Regions from separate parts of the Homo sapiens genome. Here region 2 is linked to region 1. Evidence: chromatin loops called from intact Hi-C (ENCODE). Cell type or tissue: endothelial cell of umbilical vein. All regions are shown on one strand. Region 1 holds the start of CCDC178 (coiled-coil domain containing 178). Region 2 overlaps ASXL3 (ASXL transcriptional regulator 3).

The links. Hi-C counts contacts between places; a loop is a spot of excess contacts. Peaks named below come from ENCODE experiments on the same cell type or tissue, not always from the same donor. Only the 100,000 strongest peaks of a DNase experiment are listed, where the experiment ranks them.
Region 2: a loop joins it to region 1, with 16 times the contacts of the local background. A loop is called at or near these places in 4 of 110 quality-filtered maps.

The regions. Positions count from the first base shown.
Region 1 is chr18:33,436,826-33,444,825 of GRCh38, forward strand. CCDC178 (coiled-coil domain containing 178) reads right to left here and starts at 3,896. Exons shown (of 23, transcript NM_001105528.4): 1 at 3,828-3,896; 2 at 3,137-3,256. In endothelial cell of umbilical vein, a CTCF peak has its summit at 3,370; a DNase peak (open chromatin) is centred at 3,346; H3K4me3 peaks cover 812 bases; H3K27me3 peaks cover 781 bases.
Region 2 is chr18:33,670,193-33,678,192 of GRCh38, forward strand. ASXL3 (ASXL transcriptional regulator 3) reads left to right here. Exons shown (of 12, transcript NM_030632.3): 6 at 481-598; 7 at 1,555-1,674. Among named protein-coding and RNA genes, the nearest start is that of ASXL3, 96 kb to the left of the region's middle. In endothelial cell of umbilical vein, no CTCF peak of the experiment used is centred here; no DNase peak of the experiment used is centred here.

The sequences.
Region 1 (8,000 bases):
AGATTTGGGTCTCCTGCTACAGAAGTGCTTCACATGCACACCAGTAGTTGTTACAGTCTGGTACAGGCTAAGAGCATCTGCGTGACCCAGAGGTGGGAGAACAAAGAAACCTGTGCCTGGGACCTCTAGGTCCTTTTTCATGCATATTTTTCTTGTGTTGCTTCTGTGTTATGCTATATCCTTTGCCCGTTATAAAGTTGTTCTGGGAGTACAAACCGAGCAAATGGAGTTTCTTAAGCAATGGAACACTTAAGGTGATTAAAGTGTAATTACCTCTGACTAACATAATTTCTCTAGCAAAAATGCTTAGCTTTTTCAGCCTCTCAAAGAATTTGTCGCAAGTGTAATTTTTAGACTCAACAGTTACAATTTATGAGGATAGTTTTTACCTCAAGGAAAACAAATTTAAATAATAAAATCTCATTTACACAAAGAAAATTTTTAAAGAAACAAAAATAATTGTCTAGTTTGTCCATTAAACAACTTACCATCAATACAGGGATGTTCAAATAACTAATTTCCATGCAAACTATAACTTGTTGGTTGTGTTCTTTTACTGTCTGTTCAACCATATTGTTGCCCCTCCACCTTTGCTATTTTATTTAACATGCCCAGGTATCTCATCCAGTTCATTGGTTTGTGGTTAAATCCAAAGGTTTTCCAGGATCTAAGGGTAGGTTGAATCCCTTCGGTTCATATGAAAGGTCTTCTAATTACCTCTGTTCACACACACATTCAGTAAGTACCCAGAAAGGGAGGCCAGAAGGTAATGTTCATAGATATAAATTAATATAAAATAGACATATCATGATTAAAGTAGTTTAATCAAATGCCAAAGAACATAGCTTTTCAATCAGTTAGATGTAGAATTCAGTTCCTCATGGGCCCCATTACTGGCTGGCTATCTGACCTTGGGAAGGGTAGTTAATGTATTTGAGCTTCAGCCTTTTGCTGCGGAAAATGGTAAAAATAACAATACTTCGCAGTGTTATTGTGAGGGTTAAAATAAGATAATGTGTACAGAATATTTAGTCCAGTCACCAGCATATAATAACCACTTAATACATGGTAATAATTTAAATTCAGTGAACTAGGGTTCATTAACAAATTACATGTCCATAAATACAATGTGTGCAAATATCAGTTTTCTAATATAAGGATAAGTTTAAATTTACCTAACTGAATTTTTATGAACATTGACTGAAAATATAAAGGGACTATGGCCAGACCACATATGAAAATAAAACTCTAATCCACACATCTGCATCAACCAGTCCAGAAAGCCAAACCATAACTTCCACAGTGATCAGCATGGAACAGTCAGGACTTTGTTGATGACTGCCAGCTTTCCTAATTATTGCCCCTGGTTCCAACTCGAGACCAAGCAGAGAAAGCCAGATAAGATCCTCAGACCAGTCACATAAAGTATCCTGCTTCTAGTTAGCCCTCCTTCAGCATCCCCATGTCAACAACCTCCAGTCAAAACATACCTGAAGCTTTATAGCTTCCCCACTCCCCTGTCTGCATTTGAGTCTCTGTCCAATGCAAGTAATAGTAGCTCACTCCCTTCCTCTAGCAAGATCTGAATAAATAGCCTTGGCTTGTTCTAATGTGAGTGGTCTTCTTCTATTTCAGCAGCATTATAAATGAAGTTAAAAGTTCAACATCGATTTTAAAATGCCATATACGGCATACACACACACACACACACACGGCAAACACACACACACACACACACACAATTTGTGTTATTGTGCAGAAAACAGACATGAAGTTACCATGGCCATTAGAGCTCACACACATGCAACCATCTGCTTGTAGATGTACTAATTTTCCACCAGGTATATAACCCAGATGCTTATAAAATAATCAGTCCAATTCTCTCCCTATATCATTACCTCAATACAAATTCTTCGTCTACTTTAAATATTCCAGTTGCTTAATCTTTCTGCTTTTCCCTGCTCATTCACCATACATCATCTTCCTTTCCATGTTGTCTGTAATCTGCCATCTAGCATTTTAGCAGCCAATATTCTCATTAACCTCATTAATCTTCAGTCCCATAAGCCTAGATAAACTGAGTAGACAAATATGGATTTTCCCCCAGAAATTGTCTTTCCTAGAGGGCTCCTGTTTTGTGTGTAATTGTTTTCCCACTCCATCCACATAGTCTGACATTGCTGTCAATCGTAGTAACCCTATCCCCAACATAAATGCTCTTGGGACAGGCAAATTGAACCAACTGAGGTCAAGAAGAATTCATCGAGTGTTTCTAGATTTTCTTTATAGGTGCAAGTTTGGGAATTTATGAGTCCAGTGCTCTTGGAAATCATGGTTCTAGACTGGTGGAATAAGCCAGTGTGAGAATGAAGTCCATATTATAAAGATAAAAGAAAGAAGAATATATGCAATTATCCCGTTCACTGCTATGGAATATAGAACAGGAAGAAAAATTCTGAGGATGTGGTAACAAATTAGTTGAGTCTAAGGTTGTGTTGAATCTGAGGTGGGAGCAGGAGAGAGAAGTCTGGGTTGTGGATAAAAGCTCTGGCAGCAATCCCAACCCATCCAGGGATAGTGGGTAGACTAACAATCAAACTCATATTTTCGATAGTTCTGGAAATTAGACAGATATAGTTTATAATAAAACTTTATGACTGCAACAGTAAAGTAAGAAGTATTATATATTCAAGATAGAAATACACTAGTTTCTGTACGAATGTCTAAATAACAATTGAACATAAATAGCTGAAAATCCTCTGGATTCTTGGATTTGTCTTACAACTAGTCATGTCTCTGAGTTCTTAAACTTGGTAAGTGGTGTTCTAAAACCTATTACTACAGCAGGACCAAGAAACAATATTTTGAGGGTAGGAGGGAGATGTCAAGAATGCTGTATTTGGGTCAAGATGCCCAGAGCAATCAATACACAACAGATTATCCAATGATAAATAGGAGTGATAAGCTACCAAGTCAATTCACAAATATTTATTGAGCAGTGGATGAATGTCAAGAAAACAATAATAGAAAATGCTTTGAATTGGCAATCGGGAGATTCTTATATTCCTGAGTTTGAAGATTGCTGGATCTGACTTTTGTCAAATCACAAATCAGCTCTGAATATCACTTTTCTCACCTGTAAAGGGGAGGTGTTGGCGTGGATCATCTTATTTGGGGTGCTTTCGAGCAAGCAAGTATAAAATTCTCAGCCTCTCCGCCAGGAAGTTGTTCAGTATTTGACTTGATTGAGCAGACACTTAAAAAATTAAATATCAAGAAAAGAAATCAATAACAGTTCAAAGGAATAATACATGAGCCACCACAAGGCGGCCTTATAAGCAAAATAAAAGTTGAAATAATTATTTTAAAGGAATAAGACGCTAGAGACGCAGTTACAGACAAGACGAAGTTCCTCTAGGCGGCCAGCGGAGGGAGACTCTGCTTCCCTTCCCCCGGCAGTGGGGACTGGGGGACTGGGGGACTGGGGGACTGGGGGACTGGGGGACTGGGGGACTGGGGACAGGGGTTGGAGGACTGGGAAACTGGAGGACGGAGAACAGGGGGACAAAACGACTGGGGGACTGGGGAATTATGGGACTGGGGATTTGGGGAATTGTTTTCAAACGCGCGGGGCAAGGACTCCCCACCGCCTCTGGAAGGGGTGAAGAACTAGTCGACTCTAACTCCCTCAGGGTGGCCAGGGAATTGCATTTGGTTCTCCCGCGGGAGTCGCGCAGGCGGGCGGCCAGGGGGAGTGGGCGCCGCCCGGCAGCGCCCCGCGCCGAGGCACAAGCGCCCGCGCCGAGGCACAAGCGCCCCCGACTCACCGGCTCCGCGCGTTTCCCCGCGCGTCTCCCGGACCCGCGCCTGCCCACCCCTCCGGCTCTGCTGCGGTCGAGGCCCCAAGTCGGTTATCCCGTGTCCAGGCAACCGCGGGGGCGGCGGCGGCGGCGTGAGGAGCGGGCGGCTGCTGCTCCGGGGCCTCCTGGCTCGAGCCCTTAGCCCCCGACTCCCGGCGTTTCGGCGCCCGATCAGCGCTCCAGGCCGCCCCCGCTCCGCCTTCTCCCAGTGCCTTTCCCTTTCTCTTGTAACCGATTTGCCAACCCAACTCCTTTCCCTCTTTACCGGAGAGGGAAGGAGTGGAGACGAGTCAACGCCCCTTCGTACAGCAGTGAGGTTAGAACGTGAGGGGATCACAGACTTCGTCCACCTTCGGGAGGACCGCAGGACCTCTTTCTTTCTTGCCACTTGGGATGATACAACCAGGACTCCATGCGATAACCCCATGTGGTTTGGTTGTGACTTCAGTATTGAGAAACCTCAACAAACTGTTAAGGAAGAAAGAACTTTTCCTAGTGTCTGAAAGTGGGGAAAATGACTAATTCAAGACTAATTCAAGCCATTTCTCTAAGGGTCTGTTTCTTTCAAAAACAAATTTTTGAAGCATTGATCCTTCTGACAAAATACTAAGTGGCAGGCCGGGTGTGGTGGCACAACCCTGTGCCAGGCGTGTCCTGTCCCAGGACTTTGGGAGGCCGAGGCAGGAGGATTGCTTGAGCCCAGTGGTTAGAGGCTGCAGTGAACTGGGATCGTGCCACTGCACTCCAGCCTGGGCGACAGATCAATAAATACATAAATCAGTGGCACAAAATGTATTACCTACATTTTGTTTCTTCATCTGTGAATATACACTGTGAACTGAAATAGGCTTCAGAGGACAGTCGTGTCTTACACTATTGTCACCGTCTTCTTCAATGAAAACAAACACTGGACTATAAACTGAAGATGGTTAAAAAAAAAAAACAGAATCAGAATAAAGATTAGCATTCTCATCCAGAGAAATCATTTTTCCAGGCAACACTGAGAACAGGCAATTGCCTGCCAAGGTTAAATCAGCAAAGTCTATTACTTTAAGAGGCAATTTAATTAGTAATCCTTTCTAAGAGGGGAAAACCAGCAAGTCCGTACCTGGAATGTGGTCCTTTCAGCCAAAGATGAAAAAAAGGAAGCAATAACTAACAAACTGGTGGAAGGTCTTAATCTTAAATTAATATATGCAGAAGCAGAGCTCTTTTTGTAATTAAAAAATGGATTCAAGAATGCACTCCACTTTCCCATCTCCCTCCATTAATTATTAAACTTTGGCTTGTTCTCAATACAATGTTAAATTATAAACCAAATGAATCATTTGCATGCCAGTAAATATGTATTCATGAGGGTTCACAATATGTAAATGTGCATATTAAAACAATAGCTAGATTTTTTTCTCATAAAATAAAACTTTACCTACTAGAAATCTCATTATTGACAAGTTTCTCTTAATTAGAACTCACTGATAATTGCTAAACCCCTGTTGTGGCAGGCAGAATTCTAAAATGGACGCCCATGACCCTACCCCTTGGTATACACACCTGCATAATCCTTAGGACTTTAAATTTGGTGGATTTCATTTTCCTGATTAGTTTGTTACCTGACACAATTGACTTGAAAAAGGGAGATTATCCAGGATGGGTTGGCCTTTATTAGGTAAACCCTTAAAAGGGACTGACCTCTTCCTGGAGTCGGAGGTTTGAAGCATCAGAGGGATTTATCAAAGGGATATTCTCTATTGTCACCTTTGAAGATTGACAAGACCCTATGGTAAGGAAGGCAGGCAGCCTCTAGCAGCCGACAATGATCCCAGGTGACGGCGAGCAAGGCAATGGGGACCTCAGTCCTACAACTGCAAGAAACTGAATTCTACAAATAATCTGGATGTGCTTGGAAGAGAACACTGAACTCAAAATGAAAATATGTCCTGGTTGGGCACGGTGGCTCATGCCTGTAATCCCAGCACTTTGGGAGGCCAAGGCAGGCAAATAACTTGAGGCCAGGAGTTCAAGACCAGCCTGGCCAACATGGTGAATCCCCGTCCCTACCAAAAATACAAAAAAATTAGCCAGGTATGGTGGCACGCACCTGTGGTCCCAGCTACTCAGGAGGCTGAGGTGGGAGGATTGCTTGAGCTTGGGAGGCAGACATTGCAGTGAGTCAAGATTGTGCCACTGCACTCTAGCCTGAGCACAGAGCAAGATCCTATCTTAAAAAAAAAAAAAAAAAAGGAGATTATGGATTATGTCCTGCCATCACCTTGATTTCAGCCTCGTGAGACCCTGAGCAGACAACCCAGGCAAGCTCACTTGGGCTACTTACTTAGAGAACCGTGAGGCTAATAAATGGACATTGTTTTAAACTGCTAGACTTACCGTAATTTGTTACACAGCCAAAGAAAGCTAATACACATATTAACTTACTTCACATAAACAAAAGTGGGTATTTTGAAATTAAAAAATGTAGGAGTATCTCAGTAAACCCAGTGCAGGATTGTGGCTGAAACTCAAATAGAACAGAAATCAGACACTGCAAAATCAATACCAGACTTATCATCATAAACAAGAACCTAGTAGTGATGGGGTTTAGGACATGCTACCCTAAATTTTTTTAAGCTGAAGAAATTTTAGAAAATTGCAGAAGCAGGAAAGTCACTCTGACCTTCCTCTCCATCTGTCTCCCTGGAAGGTCATAAAACCTAGAAAGGATTTTCTTACCTTCCCCAGGCTCAGGTCATAAGACCCGCATGTGGGAGGTGCCCTCATATACCTGGAGGAAAGGAGCATCCTTATTCCTTATTGCTGAAGACACAGGGACACAGAGAAGAATCCAACCAAACAGGCCTTGTTAAGTTTCCCCCAGTTTATTACCATTAGCTCATACCCTTTCTGTGTGTAATATTTTCCCACGACTATTCACTTTTCATCGAACCTACTAGAAAAATCACTCAGGTTTAACTGTTTTTTTGGATATTCCTTTCCTTGTGAAGGCTCCAGGGTCATGTAAAACTTCAGTGTGTATGCTTTTCTCTTGTTCATATGTTTTTTCGTTATAGGGGCCTCAGCTATGAACCTAAATGTATAAAGGAAAGGACATTTTTCCTCCAGTACAATAGTCAAGGTGATCTTATTAGCAAATAGCAAACCAGATTTTCCACAAAAGCAGAACAAACATAAATATCCAATTTTTCTATAGCAACAATAAAAGACAGAATAAAGTGATATAATAATCATGCAGAGAGAAGACAATAATCAAATAATACATTTCCTACAAAACTATCATTCAGGAGCAGAGTTAAAAATATTTTCAAAGAAAAAAAAACAAATTTTACCATTTGCCAGCCTACACTGAACAGTGTACTTTAGGAAGAAAGAAAATAGTAAAGACATTGGACAGACGTATAGTTAAATCTAAGAAAGCTTTCAGTATATGAAACGTTCAGCCATACATTTGTCTTCCAAGTGTTCTTGGTTTTCTCTCCCTAACCATCTTTTATCCAATTAGTCCTTAGGACCTAAGCATGCTTATGTTTTAATATATTTCCTGACAATGCTAGACCATTTCATGAATTAGATTTAACGATGACTATTCTATGCTCCTTTTAAAACTTACATCAGAATTATTTTCAGCCACTTTTAGGGTAACTAAATGTATATCACACCTGTCATGGAGAATGAGCTAAGATCTCTTACTAATAGTAATGTTTTATTAAGATAGAGCATAAGGGTCCACAGTAGGTAATTGGATCTGGTATCTAATTATATCTGAAAGAGTGACATGATATCAATTTTTCTAAATTAAAAATTATTGTCTTTGGCAGCCATTCTCCAAAATTCAATTTGCTTACGTCGAATTACTTCTTACAGTAACCAATTCATTTTTATTTTGTAACTGACACTGATATACAATGAGAAAGTAAGAAGTTCCAAATGAGTATTACTGGTATTTCCCTATAATGGCCTATTTTTTTAAATATTTCAAATCAGACCATTTTGCCTTTTCATAAATGGTATAGAATGTGGAGACCATCTTAACCCCATTTATGTGCTAAAGATTACCATTACAGCTTCCTAAAGCTAATGTTAAATGATCCTAAATGTTAAACGTTCCTACAGATATCCCTGTTGTCA
Region 2 (8,000 bases), 230 kb after region 1:
GTGCATCAATACTGTAGTCCTTACATGCTGTACATACTGATGACACTCAGTGTTAACTTGATTGACTGAGCGGTACGCTGGAGAGGACGCACCTGCGAGAGAAGTGCAGACACATATATTTTTATCCTGGTTTCGAAACATTTATTTTACATTCATTTGACTTGGGAGTCATAGTTTCAAATTCCATGGACTCTCAAGCCACAGTGCTAAGGTAGAAGAAACCATTAAGTGCTGCTTTGTTGTTAGAATTATACCGAAAATGGTCTCGGGCTTATACCCTTTGCCAAAGCCTGATTTTATGCTTTTGAGGGAAAATGACATGAAGGTAACTATTAAGAATCCTGAGAAATTAGGGGCTCTGTGGAATTTAAGTCTCTTAAGAGGTTCTATGTAATGATGGACAAATGAGTCACTTAATTCAATTATGAGAAATTATTTTGGCTATATTTTTATGTTATATCTTTTTATTATGTTTTGTAGGCTTTGAGGCAGCAGCAGAAAAGAAGAAATGGAGTCTCAATGATGGTAAACAAGACTGTTCCTCGTGTTGTTTTGACACCATTAAAGGTGTCTGATGAGCAGTCGGATTCGCCTTCAGGTAAAGAGCTGAAATATCATATGCTTGGCCAGTTTCTTCCTGGAGGAGACTTCCTCACTGAAAGAGATGTCATGATTTTTTTTCTGAAACTGAATAATACTTCCACTTGAGGTTTGGTTTAATTTCTTTATACCTTTGACTCAGTGATTCAAAAATATAGACTATTTCCAGTTCAGAAAAGAAAAAGGTACCAGCTTGCTTGCCTCATCATCAGCAAATGTCTTCATTTGCTAATGACAGTAGGTGTAAGAAAATGTGTAGGCGAATTTTGTTGTTGTTGTTGCTTTGGCTTTTGTTTGAATGTTGAACTTTAAGGGTGGACCACATGCTGATGTATAATACCATCAAAAGCAGTTCTCTGTGAGTGTGAATTTGTTTTTCAGTCCTGTGCTGCAAAGTCAGAAATCCTTTTATTAGTTTTTGTGTTCTGGCAGCATTCTTCTCACCCCAGTGCAGCCCTGACCTTGTCTTCTAATTTACCTTGTGTCACTTTATCGGCTATGTACTATTCTATTTATTGTGGATTAACGTTTGTATTTTCTGTTCATACTTCAACATAAAGCTATTTATAAAGGTATAATCTCTCCCTCTCTTCAAGATTCCTTTCTTTTTCATCTTTCCGTGTCTGTCTTGTGTTGTCTCAGAATGGCATAGTATTGTTCAAGCTTATTCGTGTATTTTACAAAAGACCTGACTCTATTTCTTTTAAAAGCTATCAGATCAATGAACGTAGTTTTGACTCCACTATTAGGCCATCTGTTCTTGCTTTTTGTTCTGTTTGATTGATTTATTGGGCTTCTCTTTTTATATCCAGTAGGGGAATCAGATTGTGGCCAAAGGTAGTGTATTAACTCTAGAAAAGGAGATTATATCTACAGTTCCTCAAACAATTTTAGATTTTTCTTTTCAAGGACAGCTAGAGAAGATAATGACATAATAACTATTTCCTTTTTTAGGATCTGAATCTAAAAATGGTGAAGCAGACAGTTCAGATAAAGAAATGAAACATGGGCAAAAATCTCCCACTGGAAAACAAACAAGTCAGCACTTAAAACGATTAAAAAAGTCTGGTTTAGGTGAGTGTTTAATAGACTATGCCATTTCACATTTTAGAAATTTGTGTTTTCTCAAATAAATTATCTAAAATTTTCAGAACATTTTTTAATGATTAAACAAGGAAATTAAAATTTCCCTCCATTTATCAAAACCAAAAAGAATGCTAAATAAGGAAACATTCTAGTTACAACTGAATGGTCTTAAGCCTATTACTAAATTTGTGAATGATAATATTGGATGAAGCAGAGGGTAAAAATGAGACTTAAAATGATACATGTAAAATAATTATCTGCCGGGTCATGATACTATCTAATGTGCGGTGTTTTGTCTGTGCAACTAGGTTTCACTTTATTGGAATATGCTGTCTTGGAAGAAAAAAATGCAGTCTTTATAAAGGGTTCACTGAACTGGAGAGTACATTGTCAGTGGGGTCTGCTGCAGTAAAATTGCTCTTCCTTGCTTTTTGTCTATGCTTCTTAAAATATTTAGTAGTGCCTGTCTGAAAAAATGTAAAATTGCTGAGAAATGTTGGAGACACAGGCCACGGGTCTTTCAAATCAGCACCAGGTTTTCTTCAACATACTTCTTTCCTGATAACTTTTCATCAGGAACCCCCAACAGCATTCAGGGAGAAAAGAGCATGAGAATTAGAAAGACAAAAATAAACATATCCTGGTTTGAACATTAGAATTCTCAACTGCCACTGGCTTGTTGCTGCACCTAGATCCTGATGGCTTCATTTCTCTGAGTTGTTTTAGCTGTGAATAGGATCATGATAATAACCTGGATCGTTACAATATTTTGTAAAATGTTTGGCAGAAACTGCAAATTTATTGACGTGAACTTTATTACCTGTTCTGCCACTTACTTTCTTGGCAACTTGAGATAATTCTTATTTGCAGAGTGTATTTGTTTATAAAATTCAAGATTTTATCTGATTTTTTTTTAGTAAAGTTTTGTCAGTTGCTACTATATGACAGACATTTTGCTAAATCTTGGGACATACTTCTAATAAAAAGACTTTAAATAGGATTTATTTATATTTAAATAAGAGACCTTTAGGAAAGCAGAATCTCTTTTTTATTTAAAGTCTTTAAATATAGCATACTTCTTTGTTTTGCATTATTTTAAGGCCAAATAATTTTAGTTATTCTCTATCCCAAAATGTATGTTTGTGTATAACCATACTTACCTGTACATGGACATATTCTTTCCTAATACTCTGGGTGTTGTAAGTATTTTAATATAAGTTACTTCTGAAATAGAAAACTATAGTGGGAGAATGATAGATAAAGAATATACTAAAAATCCAAAACAGTACCACATTATCATACACTAAGGAATTTAAACATCTGCGGCCTTTAGTTAAAAACAGCTACCAACCTCTGTAAAGTTAGTGCCATGTAATGAGTGTACAAAAATTTAAGGCACAGGGGCATCCCCATTTATTTCCTTAGTAACTTCAGGAGCGAAAGTTACTAAGGTATACCCTTATCAGTATCCTCTCAGGGGCTGAGATCTTCAGTATTTTTTTTTTTTTTTTTTGAGACAGGGTTTCGCTCTTGTTGCCTGGGCTGGAGTACAGTGGTGCCATCTCAGCTCACTGCAACCTCTGCCCCCAGGTTCAAGTGATTCTCCTGCCTCAGCCTCCTGAGTAGCTGAGGCACTGCCACCATGCCCAGCTAATTTTTGTATTTTTAGTAGAGACAGGGTTTTACCATGTTGGCCAGGCTGGTCTCAAACTCCTGACCTCAGGTGATCCGCCTGCCTTTGCCTCCCAAAGTGCTGGGATTGCAGTGGGCCACCATGCCTGGCCCAGGATTTCTTGTATTCTGATTTTTGTACCTTGAAGTCCATGCTCAATGAATTAGAGAATCAGAATTTGTTTTAATACTGAAAGTCAACTGAAAGATATAAAGACTGATATACAAGCCTGCTTTTAGGAAATCCTGCATGCCACTAAATACCTTATGTGTTAAATATCGTGTTGCTGAAGTATTTCCGCTGACTTGTTAGCAAATTAAAAGATAATGAAAGAGCGCCCCCAATCTTTCAAACCTGCTTTGTTCTAGACTACAAAGTAATGGAGATAATGAAACTACTTTAATGGAGGAATGGAGAAGTGAAGTCACATTCACTGGCCATATATAATGGAATGGTCTAGGTATTTTGACATAAGTTATGTCTTTTAATTTTACTTCAGTTTTGTACAGTAGAATGACGTCTGTTTTACAGCTGAAGGAGCTGAGATCCTGAAGGGTTAAGGAGGTTACATGAAGATGACACAGCTAAGTGATACAAACCAAGGCATATCTAACTCCAAAGTCTAAGCCATTCATTTTGGATAGAATCTGAATGTCAAATCATCTAACCTATATTTTAGACCTGTAGGTGCCACTGAGGGAAATACAAGAAATGACATGGTGAGACTACCATAGGTGTTAAAGTGCAGGTCTAACTACACATGGAAGGAGAGCTAGCAATTGTAAGATTTCTCACCCTATCCTGTATCAAACACAAGGAGGAAGAAGGTGAGATTTAAAATAAGCCAGTTGAAGTACAATTCTGTCAAAAATAAACTGCAAGTGTTTACTGGGTAGGAACTGTGACTGGCTGACTAACCTATCAAGCAGCTGAATGGAATGGCTTATTTTGTGCAAATGAAGTCAGTAGTACTTTCAAAGTTTCCAATATATGCCCAGCAGTAGAAAATGAAAAAACATGGAATGAAAGGATGGGCCTTAAATGTAACCATCTCCAGAAAGTAACCCATGTCTTTTTTTTTTTTTGAGACGGAGTCTCGCTCTGTCGCTCCAGACTGGAGTGCAGTGGTGCGATCTCGGCCCACTGCAAGCTCTGCCTCTCGGGTTCACCCCATTCTGCTGCCTCAACCCCCCGAGTAGCTGGGACTACAGGCGCCCACCACCACACCCGGCTAATTTTTTGTATTTTTAGTAGAGACGGGGTTTCACCATGTTAGCCAGGATGGTCTCGATCTCCTGACCTCATGATCCACCTGCCTCGGCTTCCCAAAGTGCTGGGATTACAGGCGTGAGCCACCGCACCCAGCCACCCATGTCTTTTTTAGACAATGATGTTTTTAATGCCCTATTAGAATCAGACTGATATTTAATACTCTGTAAGGGTTATTTACGTACATTCTGCTCTTTGCCATTAAGTTGTTAACTCCTTGGAACAGTGGCCTTTCTGTCTACATCTGTAGTCCTTACTACAACCATCATAGCCCTTCTGTTTAGTAGGTTCTCAATGAGTTTGGAATGAATGACTGATTCTAATTAACTGAATGGCCTAGAAGTTTGGATGAATGAATGACACATCCTAGGGTGTCCATAGTGAAGCTCCTCCTATCTTCTTGAATAAAAATGATCCTGTGTTTGTGGAGAAGGTCATTCTTTGCATACCAGCATGTAGCAGAATCAGTGCAAAGGAGTGATCCCACCTCATATCCTTTAGCCAGCCAGATAGAGACAGCCTGTATTCCCTCTTCTATTTTTTCCACCTGAGTTAGACATCTAATTCATATGGTCTTGGAAATGAGGTTTTTTACTGTCCTTGCCTTCTCTAGGTAGTGGTAGGTATGTATAAGTCCTAACCTGTTGAAACCATGCTGAATTAAAACAAATGCTGTAAGTCTGTTCTAATTTAAGTTAATAACTCTGAAACAAAATCCAGTGAAAACCAGAGTTCAGGGTGTTAGTCTACAATTTTTTTCTCATTGTGATATTTTCCTAAAAGGATAGAAAATTCTTCTGATTGTCCCCTAAGTGCTTCCTCTTGATTTCTAGCAATTAGTTGCTTTATCAGATTGCAAGATATTCACCCTGTGCAAGGCCTGAGTTTCACTTGGGCCTTAGCATCTAAGGAGTGTAGCCTAAGAGACAATGGACCCCAGTATGTTCTCTCAACACTCTTCAGTACAGGAGGCACCATGGACCCCCTCAGACCCTTTCATGCTCAGCTTCCCTAGAGAGGGTTAAAGCGCACAATAAAACAACAATAAGAAGAAGAAGCTTCAAAATTCCTCAATCTCAATTTTAAATGTTAAGTTGAAAATAAAAGAAAAAAATTCCTCGGTTGGCTGGGTGCAGTGGCTCACACCTGTAATCCAGCACTTTGGGAGGCCAAGGCGGGCGGATCACGAGGTCAGGAGATCGAGACCATCCTGGCTAACACAGTGAAACCCCGTCTCTACTAAAACTACAAAAAATTAGCTGGGTATGGTGGCAGGCACCTGTAGTCCCAGCTACTCGGGAGGGTGAGGAAGGAGAATGGCGTGAACCCGGGAGGCGGAGCTTGCAGTGATCTGAGATGGCACCACTGCACTCCAGCCTGGGTGACGAGCGAGACTCCGTCTCAAAAAAAAAAAAAAAAAAAAAAAAATTATTCAGTCATTCTAATTCTGATGGTAACCTCGACGTTCTCCTGAGAAATATACCACCCAGCTTGGGAAGCTACGACTGTTGATGTAGGGTTTTTCTTTTGTTCTGTTTGTTTGCCCATGGCCAGGGTTATGTATGAAAACTATGATGATATTTCTCTGAGTAGCCCACTGATTGAATAGACTTGGTCACGGGGTGAGTGCAGTTGAAAAATACAGTGCTTCTAAAATGGTATGTATTTCTCTGATGAGGTTATAATGAAACAAAACAAAACTTTGGTGGTCCCTTTCCTATTTCTTAATCAAGTACAATAGAAAACACTGTTCTGATATGCATAAAACAAATGCTAACAATGTCTACAAGGACTCCTTTATTATAGACCTTGAAAATTATTTTAACAGTAAATGTTAGACTACCAAATAACCAGGCAGTAGAAACTTTATCTGCTGGGATGAAGTGTAGGTGCCTGCTGCAAATGCGGTTTGAAGCATGTGTTTTTCTTGCCTAATCAGTTGTTTTAATAATACCCTCTCTCCTTGTCTTAGCAAAGGATAAACCACTTAAAACCCTCCCCCATGAAGTTTTCTGAGACAACCCTAATACATTATCATCTCACTGTTTTCATGGCACTTAGAACATAGATTTGTGAATGCTTTAAAAATTCTTTAGTAATATACTCTTACCATTTGTTTTCTACATCTTGATATCTTACAATTTTCTCTAACTAAAATGTAAGTTCCTTGAATTCAAGGTCATTGACCTAAACTAGTTTTAATTATACTTCTTCCTACCCAGTCACATAGTAAGAGTTTAAAAAGTGCTTGCTAAACAAATCTAAGCTTCTAATGGATGTCTCCGAGGGGGTTTTAATAAATGTCCTTGGTGGGCTTAACTTCTGGGATTCATTCCAATGTATTTTATTTGGTTTAATGTTTTTGGAGTGAAGAATTATAGCTTTGTTGGTTTTATAAAATGGCACATACTCTTTAAATAAATCAAAGCATAAATATAAAAATAAAGTTTGAATAATAACCCCACATCTTTTCATACAAAATAATTATCTCCAGTGCATTATAAACATTATTTGACATTTCTTACTGTGTATCTATAGCCAGAGATATTAGAAAACCTGTATTATACCATTTTAATTAAAAGTACAAAATTTAATTAATTTTAGATTAAATAAAAAAGTAAAACTAAAAAACAAAATTGTTAAATATTGCCACAAGATATATTTATATCTAAAAGTTTTCTCCAGAGTTATTACAAATATAAGAAACTGAAATAAGAGTGATTACCTTTTTAACTACTCATTTCAACTTTGGACAATGTATTATAAAAAGATAGGGACATAATTACACTACAGACCTTCCTACCTGCATGTTTTCGTTACAATACTTTTTGAATATCGAAGTTGATAACATTCATGTTCTGTTTGTTTAACCATAATTCCTATAGTTCATTAACCCTGGTACTATATTTTAATGGACTCAGTGCTCCATGTAGACTTTTTACACAATTTCTTCATTTGTGAAGACTACGTGGATTCATGTTGTGTATTGATTAGATTTTGCCTTCTGATAGATATTTTTCCCATTAGACTTTATTCTTTGAAAGCCGATTTTTCTTCTCTGAGCGCCATTTAATTTAATTTCATTTTAGAGACATAGTCTCACTCTTTTGTGTAAGCTGAAGTGCAGTGATACCATCATAGCTCACTGCAGCCTCAAACTCGTGAGCTCAGGAAACCCTTCTGCCTCATCTTCCCAAGTAACTGGGACTACAGGCATGCGCCATTATGCCAATGTTAATTTTATTATTTATGTATTTATTATTTATTTATTTATTTATTTATTTATTTATTTTGGATACAGGATCTTGCTGTTTTCCAGGCTAGTCTGGATCTCCTGGCCTCAAACAATCCTCCCACCTCAGACTTTTGAGTA